Linked DNA regions of Mus musculus: region 1 is linked to region 2. The links are chromatin loops, found by intact Hi-C in ENCODE. Cell type or tissue: left cerebral cortex. All regions are shown on one strand.

The links. Hi-C counts contacts between places; a loop is a spot of excess contacts. Peaks named below come from ENCODE experiments on the same cell type or tissue, not always from the same donor. Only the 100,000 strongest peaks of a DNase experiment are listed, where the experiment ranks them.
Region 1: it touches region 2 in a loop (8-fold over the local background); 27 of 42 quality-filtered maps call a loop at or near these places.

Annotation. Positions count from the first base shown.
Region 1 is chr3:31,791,626-31,799,625 of GRCm38, reverse strand. No RefSeq gene overlaps it. Among named protein-coding and RNA genes, the nearest start is that of Gm34031, 110 kb to the left of the region's middle. In left cerebral cortex, no CTCF peak of the experiment used is centred here; a DNase peak (open chromatin) is centred at 5,777.
Region 2 is chr3:32,318,045-32,326,044 of GRCm38, reverse strand. The region is part of intron 1 of Gm42201 (a long non-coding RNA gene); the gene reads left to right. Among named protein-coding and RNA genes, the nearest start is that of Gm42201, 4.3 kb to the left of the region's middle. In left cerebral cortex, no CTCF peak of the experiment used is centred here; no DNase peak of the experiment used is centred here.

The DNA.
Region 1 (8,000 bases), 530 kb after region 2:
GAGTTTTTAGTAAAATGGAGCAAAATAACCTTCCGATTGCAACATGTAAAACCAGAAGCAGCCATCCCCTCCGAACCTCTCATCACAGCTAAAGGGCCATTTGGCGGTAATTGAAGTATCAAATGAAGAAGAGCTACATGCTTAAATGAATTGTGTGCAGCAGCCTGGGCTCCACTGGGCACCTCTACACATGTGACATCTGAAAGAGAACCTTCTTGGTGAGGGCATGGCTGCAATCACTGAGCTTTCATGCTTTAAATGCATGGCGTTGCTTCTTTGGACAGTTCTGAAAATCCTCTCCCACTATCAGACAGCAATGCCTTTCCTTTGATTCGGTACCACAGTTACACTGAATTTTAATCACCTCCTTAATGCTTAACTTCACAGAGAAGCAGACTGAGTATTAGGGATATCTCTCTGATGTTTTCAGTGAACCAGTGGCTCAGACTTCCTGTCATCTTCATCCAAGGACAAACTGTAATTGGCTAGACCCGCAAATTGCTTTCTTATTGGAAGCTGCCATTGGCACATTAGATTGGAAATAAAATCCTGACTGCCTGGATATGATGTGGTCCTTCACCGTGCAGCTGTAAGTGACAAGTTGTTTCTCTAAACTAATTTTTATAGAGATAATTTAGTTTGTGTTACTGATGGATATAAATTTGGGCGATTCCTGGGGATGGTTCAGCTGCCAGTGAATTCTTGCAGTTGCCTCTTTCTTCCCTCCTTAGATGTGTGATGGTACATCCATTCCACTAGGAGCATCCTCAGTGGATATAAATGAGCAGTTTCCTTAAGAGGAAAGTGAGAGCTGAAAGGAGAAATCTGCCATAATCACAAACAGTGTTCTCTGATGACAGACAGGGGACTTCATATTGTAACTATCAATCACAGTGGGGCAATGGCTGTCTGCTGCTCAGTTTTTGGCTAGACACGCTTCCCTGTGTCTGCAAGGCTTATTTTCAGGAATTATAGATGGTTGCCTCTATGTTCCATTTTAGTTCAGGTGTCAGGCAACCGAAGTTTCTTCACTAGCCTACATGAAAGGCATTCCAAACTATTTTCTAATTAGTAAGTGAACCATTGCAAATCTCTGATGAAGGATAAACTCTTCGCTAGATGTGACGAGCCATTGCTAGATAAAGCAGTGGTCAGATGTCTTACACTGAAGATGGGAAAACTTGAGCACCTGTGTTACATAGTCCTATTGATTTTCAGATTGCCTTACTCCTGCACATCCATAGCAGAGATAAACATTGTGAGTGGAACCTGAGCTAAGGATGCAGCAGCAGTTGGGAGCAGATTCTCCAGAAAGATTAAGTTCAATGCAAATACCAAAGTCAGGCATGGTTGTCCATACCTATAATCCCAGGAGTGAGGAGGCTTGGACAGAGGGTGGTGCAAATCTGAGGTCAATCTTGGCTATAGAATGAAAGCCTATCTCAACAAAACCTCAAAAACTAAATAGGGATAAAATTGTGTGACCAATGAACATTTCCCAAGACACTTGATATTTACCAAAATCTAAGGAGACTTCTATCTTCATTCATACATATATGGAGAAGTAAGTTCAACCATGCTACACAGTTCTGTTCTCTCTGTGTCCTTTTAACCATTGGGCTTTGTAGTCAGCCTGCTGTCATTTCAGTCCAGGGCCATTAGTTCCAACTGTGGTCTTAAGTGAGATCAGTTGCTTTAGAATTAAACTGGGGGTGATATTAGACTCTGCTGCATTTGGAGGAGGATGAAATATTACCTGTTAAATACTTAGCACACAGTACCTGCATATGCTAAAGACTCTGTAAAAATAGTTTTCTTATGTACATAGAGAAATTGGATCTTGGCTGACAATATCGGCATTCCCCAAGTCCGGAGTACCCAACTGATGTTCTGGTGTTTGGCAGGTGTTGGATGGACAGTATCTTCAGGATGCAGGAGGTTGATAAAGCCTGTAAAAGGATGTTTCACAAGACAACCATGAGAGGATACCTGTGTGTGTTGGAAGAAGGGAGTTAATTTCCTGTAAGACAGTGATTCTCAACCCTTTTAATGTTGCAACCCTTTAATACATTCTCCTCATATTGCGGCGACTCCTAATGATAAAATTATTTCTTTGTAACTTTATAACTGAAATTTTGCTTCTGTTAGGAATCAACATGTAAATATCTGATATGCAGGATATCTGATATGCAACACTGTGTGGAAAAAAAAATCATTTGCCCTCCAAAGGGATGTGATTTGTAAGTTAAGAATCACTGCTGTAAGGTGTGAAATGTTATGTCAAAAATGTAGGACACCTTGCAGTGGAGGATGGATCTTTTTGTTTAAGGCTAGATGCTATTGAATCATATGCAATAAGAAATTATTAATCTCCGAGAAGAAAGGCAGATATTTATATCTCCTAATGAGGCACAAAAAGGGCTATGGGGGATGGGGAGATAGCTCAGGCTTTCCTGGGCGTGAGGCTCTGGGTTTGAGTGTCAGCAGCACATAAACCAGGTATGGTGGTGCATATCTATAACATCAGTACTCTGGAGATGGAGGCAGGAGGATAAGAAGTTCATGATCATCCTTGGTTATATATTGAGTGTCAGGCCATCCTGGACCTCATAAGACCCTCATCTCAAGAAAACCACTTGATATGGAGCTAGAGAAAAGCACGGCAACATCACCGTTGAGTAGCCTGGCTTGTGGAGAAAGAATACAGCTTTGCCTTTCAGTCACAGATGTTGGCATGGAGCCTAGATGCTCAGTAAATATGGACTAATGAGTGAAAAAATGAATAAAGGGACCCAAGAGGTAGGAATTTCATGAATCAGGAATTTCATGAATCACACTTTTACTATTCTTTTGTCATCATCTTTAAGGCTTTCTGTTCCCCATGCTTATATTTTCTTGGAGAGCTGATAACTGATTTTATACTTAGAGATGCTCTGTTGACTTGGAGAAGTTTATGGACAACTCTGGTTAAGGCTGTCTGGAGGTCTGGCACACCACTGTGCCCTCACTCATTGCACCTTATCCAACATGCACACATTTCTCTGTGGTGGTGGTTAACTTCAAGCCACTGCTGCTGCTGATCCTTGCAACAATTCCCCAGGATCCTTAACGTAGTTTCCTAGTAAATCCTAACTCTAGGCATGGATGCTTCAGCCTGAACAAGACACAGAAACATCTGAATTTCTGGATTGTAGAACAGAGTTATTATAGTTCAGGAGAGAAACCACAGGCAGGGTGCTAACACTTGAGAGAAGCAATTTCACGAGGTCCAAGTGCCTTTTGATATTGATGATAATCCTGAACCCAGGAATCAGTGCTTCCACAGTCAGTGTCAAGGGGACAGTTAAGGAAGTATTTTTATACATAAGCATCTTAATTTGCCCGAGTCTGCATCCTTAATGATGAACCAAGGATATTAATGAGCCAGTCTGAAACTGTAGTCTTTCCCGGCACTTGGGAAGTTTCCATGTCCTCTAGAGATGGATGCGTGTATGGAGATTTAAGATGCTAATAAGAGACATTTCAGACAGAGTGTTCTGATAGAGGTCACAGAAGTAACCAAGGCTCAATGTATTATGGTTTGAATGTGAAGTGTTCTCCATGGGCTTGGGTATTTGAACTCTTGCGTTGCCCTCTTCCACCCAGTAGTTATGCTAGTAAAGGCTGTCGGATCTTTCGGGGGTAGATTCTTCGGTAGAATCGGCGAGTGGCTGGGGTGGGTCTTGATAGCTTACAGCCTGGTTCCAGCTCCACTAGCTTTCTGCTTACTTAGTGTGGATGCACTGTGACTGTGACCGTTAAGTCTTCTGTTCCTGCTACCATGCCTTCCGTACATCTTGCCTTCTCTTCACTCCCATGATGACTGGTATCATTCTGGAACTGTAAGTATAAGTAACAAACTCTTTGCCCCTTTATTTGATTTTTGCCAGAGTGTTTTATTGCAGAAGTGAGAAAGTAACTAATAAAGCATGTATGATGCATAATGGGGTAGATCCACGCTGTACATGAGATGAAAACTTTCCATGTTTTTTTTTTTTTGTTTGTTTGGTTTTTTTTATGAATTCTTATAGCTTGGTTAGACTAAAACGTAACCATTACTTTCGTTAATTGGAACTGGCCCAATAATTCAGAGATCAAAAACAACGAGTGCTTATTAATGAGGACGATCACATTTGAAACCTGTAATTAGCTAGTCCCCTTGTTTATGATAACGAATATTCATTTTTATGAGATTCTTCTGGAGATGTGAACGCCTGTCTAGATAAAACTGTGCTCCACTATTTGCACGGTTCTCTCATCTGTAAAATGAAAGAGGTAGACGACATGATTATCATGACCTTAGCTCTAACACCCACAGGGCCTAAGGTTTCCTGCACCATGAGTCTTCACTTCTAGGATTATTTTTAAGGAAAGGTGTTCACAAGAAGGAAAACTTGATTGACATAATGGCTGTATTTGTTTCTTTTCTTGTGGGTGTGACAAAACACCTGACAGAAACAACCTAAGGGGAGATTTATTCATTATTTATTCAGGGAAGGTTTCAAAAGGACTTGTCTATCATGGTGAGGAGGGCATGGGGAAGCCTGTGGAAGAGGGAACATGAGGTGTCATTTGGTTCACACGGTAGCAGACAGAGAAGAAAGAGAACAGAAAGCTAGAAGCCCTGAACTAGAATGGCTGTGGCCTTCAAAGACCCTCTCCTAGCAACCTATTTTCACAAACCTGACTCCACCTTTGAATGGCTCCATAACTTTCAAAGAAGTCTCAGAAGCTTTGGACCAAATATTGAAAACATGAGCTGTAAGGGAATTTTTAGACTCTGGCCATAATATAACCATATACTCATCTTTTTAAAAGCCAATGGATCTATTACTGCTTGACTGATGAAGTATGAGTAAGTCTATATCCTTATTAAGTGTGTGCATTCTATTGTCCCTGATGCAATGGACAGATTACTGGCAATTGTGAGTGCCCAGGACCACTGACGCAGTTGGCAGATATGGAACGAAATACCAGGAATATCTCTGTCTGTCCACCTTCAAGCTCTACATCTCCATCCTCACCATGCAACTCCTTGATTGGCTCAGAATCAAAAGCACTGGGCTTCACTACCACCTGGTTTCCAGAGTCACTCCATGAGATTCAAATCACTCAGTCACAAAACTCAAAGCTTGTAAGTTAGTAGAGTGATTATCTGTTGTGACATTTGGAGTGTCCCATACTTTCTGTGTAGTCACAGCATATGGATCAAGAATCTAAATGCAAAAGAATTTTAATGAACAGACATTCTTTTAAAGTGAGTCCCTGCCTCATTGGACTAGGACTCTCTTGTCTGCCAGTATGCCACAGATGGGTGAGAGTGTTTGATACAATGCTTGAAGAAGCCACCCTGTATCCCTCTCCCATGGGGGGACTGGGTGTGGGGAGAACGATGTTTATCACTCTAGTCAAATGCTAGGAAAAGTTGGACTTGAACTATGTAGAGAGATGTACTGAAAGATTTGCCACTGGTTTTTCCTGAAAACTGATCAATTATCAAGCTGTTAAGAGTAATATTTTAAATTAGGAGGACAAGGGCAAAAATCCTGCTGTCCAGATATTGATTTCACTTTAAATGGCAAAGCCGAAAAATTAAATGAGAGAAGATAGACAGTGCTAAAGGAAGCTTAAACCCAAGTAACTCAGTGGACAGAAATAATGTAGACCAATTTCAGTTCTGGAGAGTTGGCTGTAAGTAAGCTGTAGATGATGTAGAGCCGGAAAGTCTTGGCAAGTTTTCCTCAGTGAGCAAACATGCGCATGCATTTTAATGTGATGGAACGTAAGCACAAGCATGCACAAGATGGAAAGAATACAACAGATGTGACTGATAATCATGCTTCCCTTGTTGGAAAAAAAAAAACAATCGCATAAGATTAAACAGAAGCGAAATCTCTGTCTTGATTTTATAAAGGAGAAGAATGCAATTATTTACAACGATGATAAAGATATCCACGTCAAAGTGTAGTCAAACATGACAGCCATTAAATGCTTGGGTGGAAGATGGCTGTTAATTGCACAGGATATTAGATACAGTTGGATTGAGAAGGATTATTGGCCAAGTCAACACAATTATTCTCAAGGCTTGATTCTTGCTGTACTGGTGAATGTAATCCAATTGTATATTTCCCACTACACGCAGACCTTAGGTTTAGACTCTCCTGACTGGGCCCAAGGTCTGTCACTGTGTCTCTTTGAAAGGGGTGTTCTAATGGTCCCTGAGGCTTAGGGAGTGCGAGCTGTCAGACAGGTCACTGCTGCTTATGAACCATTCGCAGAAGCCCCCCCCCCCCCCCCCCCCAGTTAAAGCCCTGACTATGTAGAAACAAGCAGTATAAGAAAAGCAAGGGTAGATAGAATTTGGGAGTTGTGCCAGGATTCGGTCTTGGGCTTAGTGATGTATGTTTTCTTTCTTGGAAAGGAGTGGCAGAAAGGAAGCACAGTTCTAGAAGCTCTGGATGTCATGGGGGTATTAAATGCTAAGAGGCCACAGGGTAGTTATTATCAGGAATTATCACTCCGTACCAGGCACTGTACATGCACTTTGTTTAGTGGCTGTTTTCTTATGTTCCCTTCCCGTGCATTGAGGGTTTAGAAACCTTAGTCAAGATTGAATGGTTAGAACGTGAACTTATGGTGGTTCACTGTGTGAGCTACTTTTCTCTTTCTGGGGTGAAATAAACACCTGACATAAGGAACAAAGGAATAGAATAGATGCTTTATTTTGGCACACAGTTTGTGGGTACAGTCCATCATGGTGGAGAAGGCATGATGGCAGTGGCATGAGGTAGCTGGTTACATCACATCTATGGTCAGAAAGCAGGGAGAGATGAATGCTATTGCTTAGCTAGTTGTCTCCTTTTTATTCACCCATTTCACTGAGCAGTGCTACCCATATTTAGGGTAGCCTCCCCCTTCTCAATTAACCTAATTTCCTTCTCAAGAAACGTGCTGAGAGTCAGGGGCAGAGATGTACTTCTCTGTTATTATAGATCTTGTACTCAGTGCTGTACTCACATTTACCATCTGAACTGGTCTGTGCCTAAAGAGTTTCCTTGGATTCTGGCCTTTCATTGCTAGACCCAGATAACCCTACACAAACAAGAATGGGGTTTGCCACCCTTAAAGTGTAAGAGGAAAATTTCAGAGCTAGAGATGTACATCCTCATGCTAGGTACTGCACCCAGCCCCAAGTCAGAAAAGTCATGTTCAGTACATGGTGCAAAGACAGAGAGGATCTTTGCTTAAGGTTCAGCTACCAGTAACTCAACATATAGAAGGACAACATTACTATAGATCAAAAACCCAGAAAGCCAAGATGGCAACTTAGAAAGAGCCAACATTCTTAGTCATCAGGGAAATGTAAATCAAAATGTCACTGAGATTTCATCTTATACTCATCAGAATGGTAATACAAAGATTCAAGTGACTCAAAACCACATGCTGGTGAGGATGTGATGAAAGGTGAATACTCCTCCATTGCTGGTGGGGTGCAAACAGGTACAACTTCTTTGGAAATCAATTTGTCCGTTTCTCAGAAAATTTGGAGTAGTTCTACCTAAGACCCAGCTATAGAACTCTTGGGCATATACCCCCCAAAATGTATCACCGTACCACGAGGATACTTGTTCAACTATGATCATAGCAGCTTTGTTTATAATAGCCAGAAACTAGAAACAACTAGATGTCCCTTAACTGAAGAATGCATAAAGAAAATGTCGTATGATTACACAATGGAATTCTATTCAGCTATTAAAAACAAAGGCATTGTGAAAATATTCAGGCAAATGGATGGAATTGGAAAATATTATCCTGAGCAAGGACCCCAAACCCAGAAAGTACAAAACTGGACATTAAACATAAGGTACAGGATAACCATGCTACAATTCACAGACCCAAAGAAACCAACTAATAAGGAGGTCCCAAGGGAGGATATGTGAATCTTACTCTGAAGGGGAAAC
Region 2 (8,000 bases):
CTGTCTGTGTGGTGTGCACACATGTGTGTTTTGCCTGCACGTTAGCCCGTGCACCATCTTTATGCAGTACCCATAGAGGCTAGAAGAGGTCAACAGATTCTTGGAGCTGGAGTTACAAGTGGCTGTGAGATGCCCTGTGTTTGCTGGGAATTGAACCTTGGTCCCCTGGAAGAACAACCAATGCTCTTAATGATGGAGCCACTTCCAGATCTCTTAAAATGATTTAACATAAAATATAATTAGCTCCAGGGCTATCCACAACAGCTACCAGATAAATAAAGGATAGATTTACAAATTTGATTTAATTCCTTTGAGAATAGAAGAGTGCATAATGGTAATTATTAAAATGTTCTTAAGTATACAGAAATATTAAGCTCCACAGAAGGGAGAAGTTAGGGATATTGAATAAAAAAATACTCTAAAGAAATTTAAAAGTCTTGACAAGACAAATTCTCAAAATCTTTGAACGTGGTCCACATGGGATTTCTGGGACTGCTTTTGCCTGGTACAACATAAGTAGAGCCTGGAAATAGGCTTATACAGTAAATAGACATAGATACTAAATATTGAGGCTTTCGATCTTAAAAATTAGATTGGGAAGCAGGGATAGGGAGCCTGACCTATCCCAGACAGTAGAAAGCTAGGCCTTGGAATTATATAAAGAGAAAGGAGCATACTGACATGTACCTACAGAGAAATTAATCTCCATAGCAGACAGGATTTAAGTATACATAAAGTGTCAAGGCTTTTGATCTTAACTTATAGGTTGAAAAGTAGGAGATGCTGAAGAAGCACTGTATCAATGGTTAATATTTGTTTAGATTGTGTGATGGTTTGTATATTCTTGGACCAGGGAGTGGCACCATCTGGAGGTGTTGGAAGGCCTTATTGGAATAGGTGTGACCTGGTTGGAATGGGTGTGTCACTGTTGGTGTGGGCATAAGATCCTCACCCTAGTTGCCTGGAAGTCAGTCTTCCACTAGCAGCCTTTGGATGAAGATGTAGAACTCTCAGCTCTATCTGTGCCATGCCTGCCTGGATACTGCCATGCTCCCACCTTGATGATAATGGACTGAACCTCTGAATCTGTAAGCCAGCCCCAATTAAATGTTGTTTTATTAAGACTTGCCTTGGTCATGGTGTCTGTTCACAGCAGTAAAACCCTAACTAAGAAAGATTGTTTAATTGCCTTGAATTGCTTTTGTTATCAAAATGTGTATGGTTATATGGTTTAGTGGTTATATTAAAAGTGTTCTTGGAGAGAGGTCAAGCTATGCCTTTAATGATTTCTGGTTACTGGACCAAGGAGATGCTATTTTAGGAGAGAGGCTCTGTATTTGTGTTGAGAGGAAAGGAGAAAAGGCTCTGGACCCCTTCCAGAATGATATGGATCAGATATGGCAGGGGACGACCCCCTGAGGATCTTGACTACTGAAAAAAAAATTTTGAGAAAGTCAAACAGGACAGGAAACTTGATCTGCTGGTTCCTTGACATGGAAACAGCCCAGTAACTGACTTAGATATAAAAATGTCTCTACCTCAAACTTCAGCTTAAATGAGTCAATAAGTCTTATTGGTTATGGAATCTTTAAGATTCTTCATGCCCTCCTTCATATGGCAGGAATGGAGATTTATTACAATTGGTTATTGATAAAATTAACTCATAAGAAAGATAGTTGTCTTTTACCTGCTCAAACAAAGAGCAAAAACTTTGTTAACTGATCCTTAACTGATCTGTACACCCTACACAACCCATATGAATATCTTAATGGTAAAACAATTTTGGTCGTGAGATTCATATATTACAGGATAGACAGCTTTGACAAGATTCATCCTAAGAGATGCTGAAGTGACCTGCTGTTCCAGCCCCTGCATCCTGATGGCTGTCCAGAGACTTGCTTCCAGAACGGAAATTGCTCCTGATTCCGGATAATCTCACCTCATCCCACCTTTCAGATGGATCCAGTCAGAACTTCAGTCAAGCCCTGAGCCTTCTAAGACTACAGAGAGTGGATAATAGATGCTAAAGCTAGCTTTCTTAAGTCTAACCAATTTTTCTAATTTTCCTACTCCTCCCTACCCTTTTAAATAATTTCTTGTCACTTTCAGCATGAAGACATCATGGAGAGTCGTCAGCATAACTCCTTTGGTTTGGGTGTCCGGTTATGGTTACAAATTATAGATAGGGTGCCATTTTAAGGGATAATTTGGAAATGGTCATAATTTTGAACTGAAAGAAATAGATAGGATGGATTACTAATATTATTCGTGAACAAAGCATTGTGAAGTCATAATCGTACATTGATAGAAATCTTTGTAATTGATGTAAAATTGAAGTGATAATTTCTTCCATTGGTACAAAATTTATATATTGATATATATTTAAGGTTGCCATAGGTATAAATCTTTATATATTGATACAAAATTTGAAATTAACATTGTTACTCTTAGATAGGCATTGTGCCTCTGCAACTCATTTAAGAACATAAGGCTTTGACCCAGTCCTTTTATAGCTGCTCTTACAAACTGTTTAGGATGATTAAGTAATGCAAGTTAAGAGCCAGATAGTAAACTCATGGTTATATAGATTCTGATTTAATTATTATTCAATTCAATATTATTCAATTAGAAATAGCTAAGAGTAATCAAGTTTTAACAGTTCAGCTATCTATCTATCTATCTATCTATCTATCTATCTATCTATCTATGTTCTTCAGAAGCATCAGAAATCCACAGGATTTGAAATTTAATCATTTTATTATTATTAGAAAATTTGACTAGAGACATGTCTGCTCCTGACAGTATCCCCTTCAAGTTTCAAAGAAGATATTGAACTCCAGGCGAAGTTAATTATTGTGGCAAGGTAGCCATTAGACAGAAATTGCCTATATCATCTACAGACAATATACTGTCCAAAAAGGACAATCAGAAGTCAGATAGTTGACTGCTGAGCTCTGTCAAGACAGGGTAAACTAGTCCTTCATATTCCTACTTCATTTCAGGGTCAGCAAGATGGCTCTGGGACAAAAGGCTAAAGACAGGTGCTTTGATATTTTGAGGAATAGGGACTGTCCAGGTAGTCAGCTGTCTCTCCAATTTGCTTAAGTTTTGGAAGCTATGTTTTTGTGCTTCCTAAATATTCAGGTAATTTTTAATTCATTCTCAGATTTCTGACTGGGTTGAAGACTAGTTATTCCTCATAATCAAACTCAAGTTGTTTAGCACTGAGACAGTTGATATAGAGTGAAAAGGATCATTTTCAGATGGTGATAGAGGCTAAAATAAGAGCACAATTCAAATATAAAATTATAAGCTCTTTAGTTAGGATAGGTGATAGAGTACTTTATCTAATTGACAAATATGATAGACTAAATGTTAGTTACATATCATACTTTGTAATTTACATAATTGTTATGGTATGCTCAAGCAGTATAACCATATGTCTAAGAGAAGATCCTGTTTTTAATTTGTACAGAAAAGGTGAGATGTTGGGGATTGGTTTTAATGCTTTGAATTCATCAGGAATCTGCGTTTCCAAATGGTGAAGGTCCTTGTCCCCAATTGGTTTGTGATCAATCAATAAAGATCCAATGGCTAATGGCTGGGTAGAGAGAGGAGGGCAGAACTTTTAGATTGCATAGGCTTGGATCTAGAAGATAGGAAGGAAGAATTGCCAGGATTTGGAGGGAGACGGATCAGATTTAAAGCTGCAGAAGGAAAATCATCCAAGACGTAGGTGAGAAGAAATGTGACCCATGAGAAGGAATACAACCCTGAAAAGGGCTACCCAGAAGGGTCTTGGGCAGCAAAGACTAGGGAGCCACCTAGAAGGAGCCAGGGCAACAAAGATAAAATATAGAATCAGAGGGCATTAAGCCAGGATTGCAGGAGGGAAATGTGTGCTAGCTGCGGGGAGGATTAGAACTGCCTAACCTTTGAGCTAGCCAAGACATTCTAAAATTAACTGGTGCGCACACGTGTGTGTGTGTGTGTGTGTGTGTGTGTGTGTGTGTGTGTGTGTCTTTCTTTGCGAATCCAGATTGCTCCTGGGCGAGTGCGTGTGTTTGACTCACTGGTGGCCAAATTGGCCTAGCTAAATTCACAGCTATACAGATCAACAATCACAGTTACTGATCCCAAGAGCAGGGGTAGGATAGTATATATGTTGTTCTACTGGGCTGTTTTCTCTGGAAATGACATGACCACTGGTTATCATGGAGCAGAGATTGCTGTCCTGACATGTAGGCCCTGTTGTCATGGCAGTGAAATAAGCAAGATAACCCAGTGCTTTCTAAGTTTTGTAGGAGAGGGGGAAGAGTCACAGGACCTTCACTGGGGCTTCCAGTGGCTCCTTGCTCCCTCCTTCCAGCTGCACATTATTTTGGTGGGCAGGCAGAGTATATGGAAGGCGGGAGGTTATTGAACGCTGGAATCCATCAATGGCATTTAGGAGCTCATCACCTACATTGGGGTGGGTGTTGTCATTGATACAGCTGTGTCTGAGTCACATGCTCCTGGAAATGACCCCTTACCCATGCTTCTGTAAGTTGCACCAACTCCCTGGCTTCCTAAGCTGGACTTGGATAGAATTGTTGCTTTGATCAGTTCTTGGTTCCCTATCTGGTGTGAAGAGATAACCTGTTCACATTTCCCCAGAAAAAGTAATGTAACATATGCTATACACGTGTGTGGAGTATGTGGTAGAGAGTGGTGTACCATAGGAAAAGAGGCTAAAAGTGGATGCTGAGCCTTCCACATCAATGGTATTAATATTTGCAAGGAGGGAACACTGTAGGAGAAGAAAGAAAACCATTTTAGCCAGCATCTTCACAGAGAAATGGATGCTTAGAAGTAGTAAGGCATGCATGCATGCTCACTGATGGGAGTGGCCTTTTCCTGTTAGGTGACATTCTTATGGAGAATGTCCAGTGTCCATGCATTCTTTGACACTTTCTTTCTTACAGGAAAGTAATAATGGTGAGTACCTTTTAGACGGGGCGCTGTGCGCATACCTCCTCTGAATTAAAATATTCCTCCTGGAGGGCAGGAGGCTCCTAAGACTCAGAGATCTCAGAGATCTTACAAGACATACAAGACCCTTTCCCAGGGTCATATAAAGCAGTAAGCAACTGCTGAGGGTTGGGTCTGTCTGCAAGCTGGACAGGGAGGGCCAGGAAGCAGCTTTTGTGAGCTGTCATCCATGCTAGGGTGGGCTCTTCATTGGTGCAGCTGCCTTTGAGTCATCTATGTTTTTGCAAGTCACCTCTCCCCATGTTCCTTTAAGACCTCTACTATGCTCCGGTAAGTACTCTCTCATGCTTCTGTAACCCTGTCCCCATCCCTGTATACCCGCTATGCTTTTATAACCTATGTCTCCAGGTAAACCTAATGAACCATAGCTTTGATCTCTTGCTGATGCCCTGTCTGAAGTGGGTAATGAGGTGAGATCTAACTGAACTTCTTGGAGCACATACCTTGATAATAGAAAGCTCTATTAGTGTCAAATTGCTGATTATCTTTTCTGTCTTTCTGAGCCAGTGTCTTGATAGAGAGCCCAGGCTGGTCGCAAATGTGTGATGCCATTGCTTCTGCCTCCTAGGTGCTAGGATTATAGGTGTGCATCACCATACCTGGCCTCTTCCATCATTTCTAAAATGAATTATTCTCATGAGCCCCTCCCCCCACAAGGCCTTGCACTGTAGCCCGGGTTGGCTTTGAACTTGCTATCCTGCCTGTGCCTACCAAGAGCTAAGGATCACTGGGATGTGCTGCGACTTGCATCTTGTACATACAAACTGAGTACATCGATTGTCCTTTCTCATTCCATCTCTGGTTTCTCGAAGGCCATCCACATGTCTTGTAAGGCGAGTGCCATGTTCCATACAGTGTGCTTGAAGAAGCTATCTTCTTGGCTCCCAAAGCAGGGGTGAAGAAGGCTGAGGAGCAGGTACTGGAGTGTGGGGCTTGTGGCTTGATCATTCTGCTGTTCAAGGTCTGCCCTCACTCAGCTTGTGCCAGCCTCTGCACTGTTCCTCCCCCCACACCTCTCTGTGTGAGTGTGTAGGTGTGGTTGAGCAGCTGTGTGCCTGTGTCTCAACATTGCTAGTGTCACGAGTGCCTGCCACTTGGTTGGCCTCTTCCTTCCTTCCTTCCTTCCTTCCTTCCTTCCTTCCTTCCTTCCTTCCTTCCTTCCCTCCCTCCCCCCTCCCTCCTCCCTCCTTCCCTCCCTACTTTCCTCCCTTCTTTTCTTTCTCTCATTTTTTTGTTTTTGTTTTTTGTTTTTTGTTTTTTTTTGAAGCAGGGTTTCTCTGTGTAACCGCCCTGGCCACCTTGAAACTTTTATAGACCAGGCTGGCCTTGGACTCACAAAGATGTACCTGCCTCTGCTGGGACTAAGGGCCTGTGCCACCATGCCCACCTTGGGTTGGCTTGTTATTATTATTATTTTAATGGAGTCTGGAGATTGAACTCAGGTCTTCATGCTTGCCAGGCAGCCCAGCCCTAAATGTTCTTAATGCTGGCTTCATACTCTTCTGTTCTTCCTCCTCTTTTTCTTTCCTAGAGAGTGAGAAGGGTGAAGATGGTGGGAATGGGCAGCTATAAAAGTCCCATTGATTGGGTCATTTTTTCAGTCTAGTTGACTAAGGCACGAGATAGATGTTCAAAAAGAAATATAGGTGAACTAATACGTGAATAACAATAGCCCATCTCCAACTTGCAGGTGCGCTAGTAGACAGGGTGTAACATTGGGTCTAGACCACTTACATGCATGTGGGAGGAGTAGGCAATTACTGCTTTTATCTGTCTCACTATGTTATCTGTACCATGCATATAAACACCCTCTGCTGTTGCATGTGTTGCATATATGTGAGTGTGTGGTTGTGCCATAGGAAGGCATCAGATGTCTTTTTCCTTCACTCTCTGCTTTAAGTAACCCTTAGGACAGGGTTTTACTTTCTGAACTTGAACTCCTCCTTCAATCTATGCTGGCTGACCAGTGAATCTCTGGATCTGCCTGCCTCTGACCCAGTGTTGGGGTTATAGACATGCGTTCCCGTACATAGGCGCTAGGAATTTAAACGTAGGTCCTTATGCTTTACTGAACAACACTCTTACCCACTGAGCCATCTCCCCAGTCCCTTTTAAGCTTGCTGCCTTTCTAATTAACTAATAAGCAGGATCACTTAGTAGATTCAACACATTGCGTGCTGAGAGGTTCTGTAGACTCTTGTTTTCTCCTAGTAGGCACTTGTATCAACTGGGGAATCTAGCTGGTGCGGCTGGGAGGCAGAAAGCTTTCCAGCACTTTCTTCTGATCCAAGGATGGGGTTTCAATGTTAAAGATATTTGGTTTTGGAGACGACTTAAATATGTTTTTAAAGCAAATGCAATTGGCTTTGATCTCTGTCAAGATTAACGGTCTTAAGGCATTAGGTGGAATGGCTTTATATAGTAAAGAAGATGAAAAGGCGTTAGAGTTGGTGATAGTCACAGGAAAGTGTGTTCCAGGAATAAGGAGCCCTTATGAAAACACCTCAGTGGACTCTGGGGAAGAAAGGTCATGAGAGTAACTGAGAAAAGAAGTCAACCAACTGGGCTTACAATGGAAGAACTCTGTCTTGACTGGAGCGTTAGCCCCAAGCTTCTGCTGATGGTTCAGTGGCCTCAGTTTCCCTTTTCCTTTGCATTTCCTTCCTGCCCAGACGCAACCGGCAGCAGCTGCTTGGTCCCGTACCCTTGCTTGTCTGTTTCTTGACTGCTCTGTCAGTTGCACGCTGACACGGAGGAAGTTATGGTGGGGCGGCACATGTGGCAAGGTGCTGGCGGGAGTGTGAACACGTTAGCAGTTTGGCTTCATTTTCCGAGCTTCTAGGCAGTGAGTGTGAAGACAAAGCACACAGAAAGGGAGCAACAAGGGGGAGGCACATGGTTTACACATTTGGTGAGTTCCTTCAGTAGCCCAGGGAAATCAGGCTTAGAGCCACTAGCCCAAGGTCATG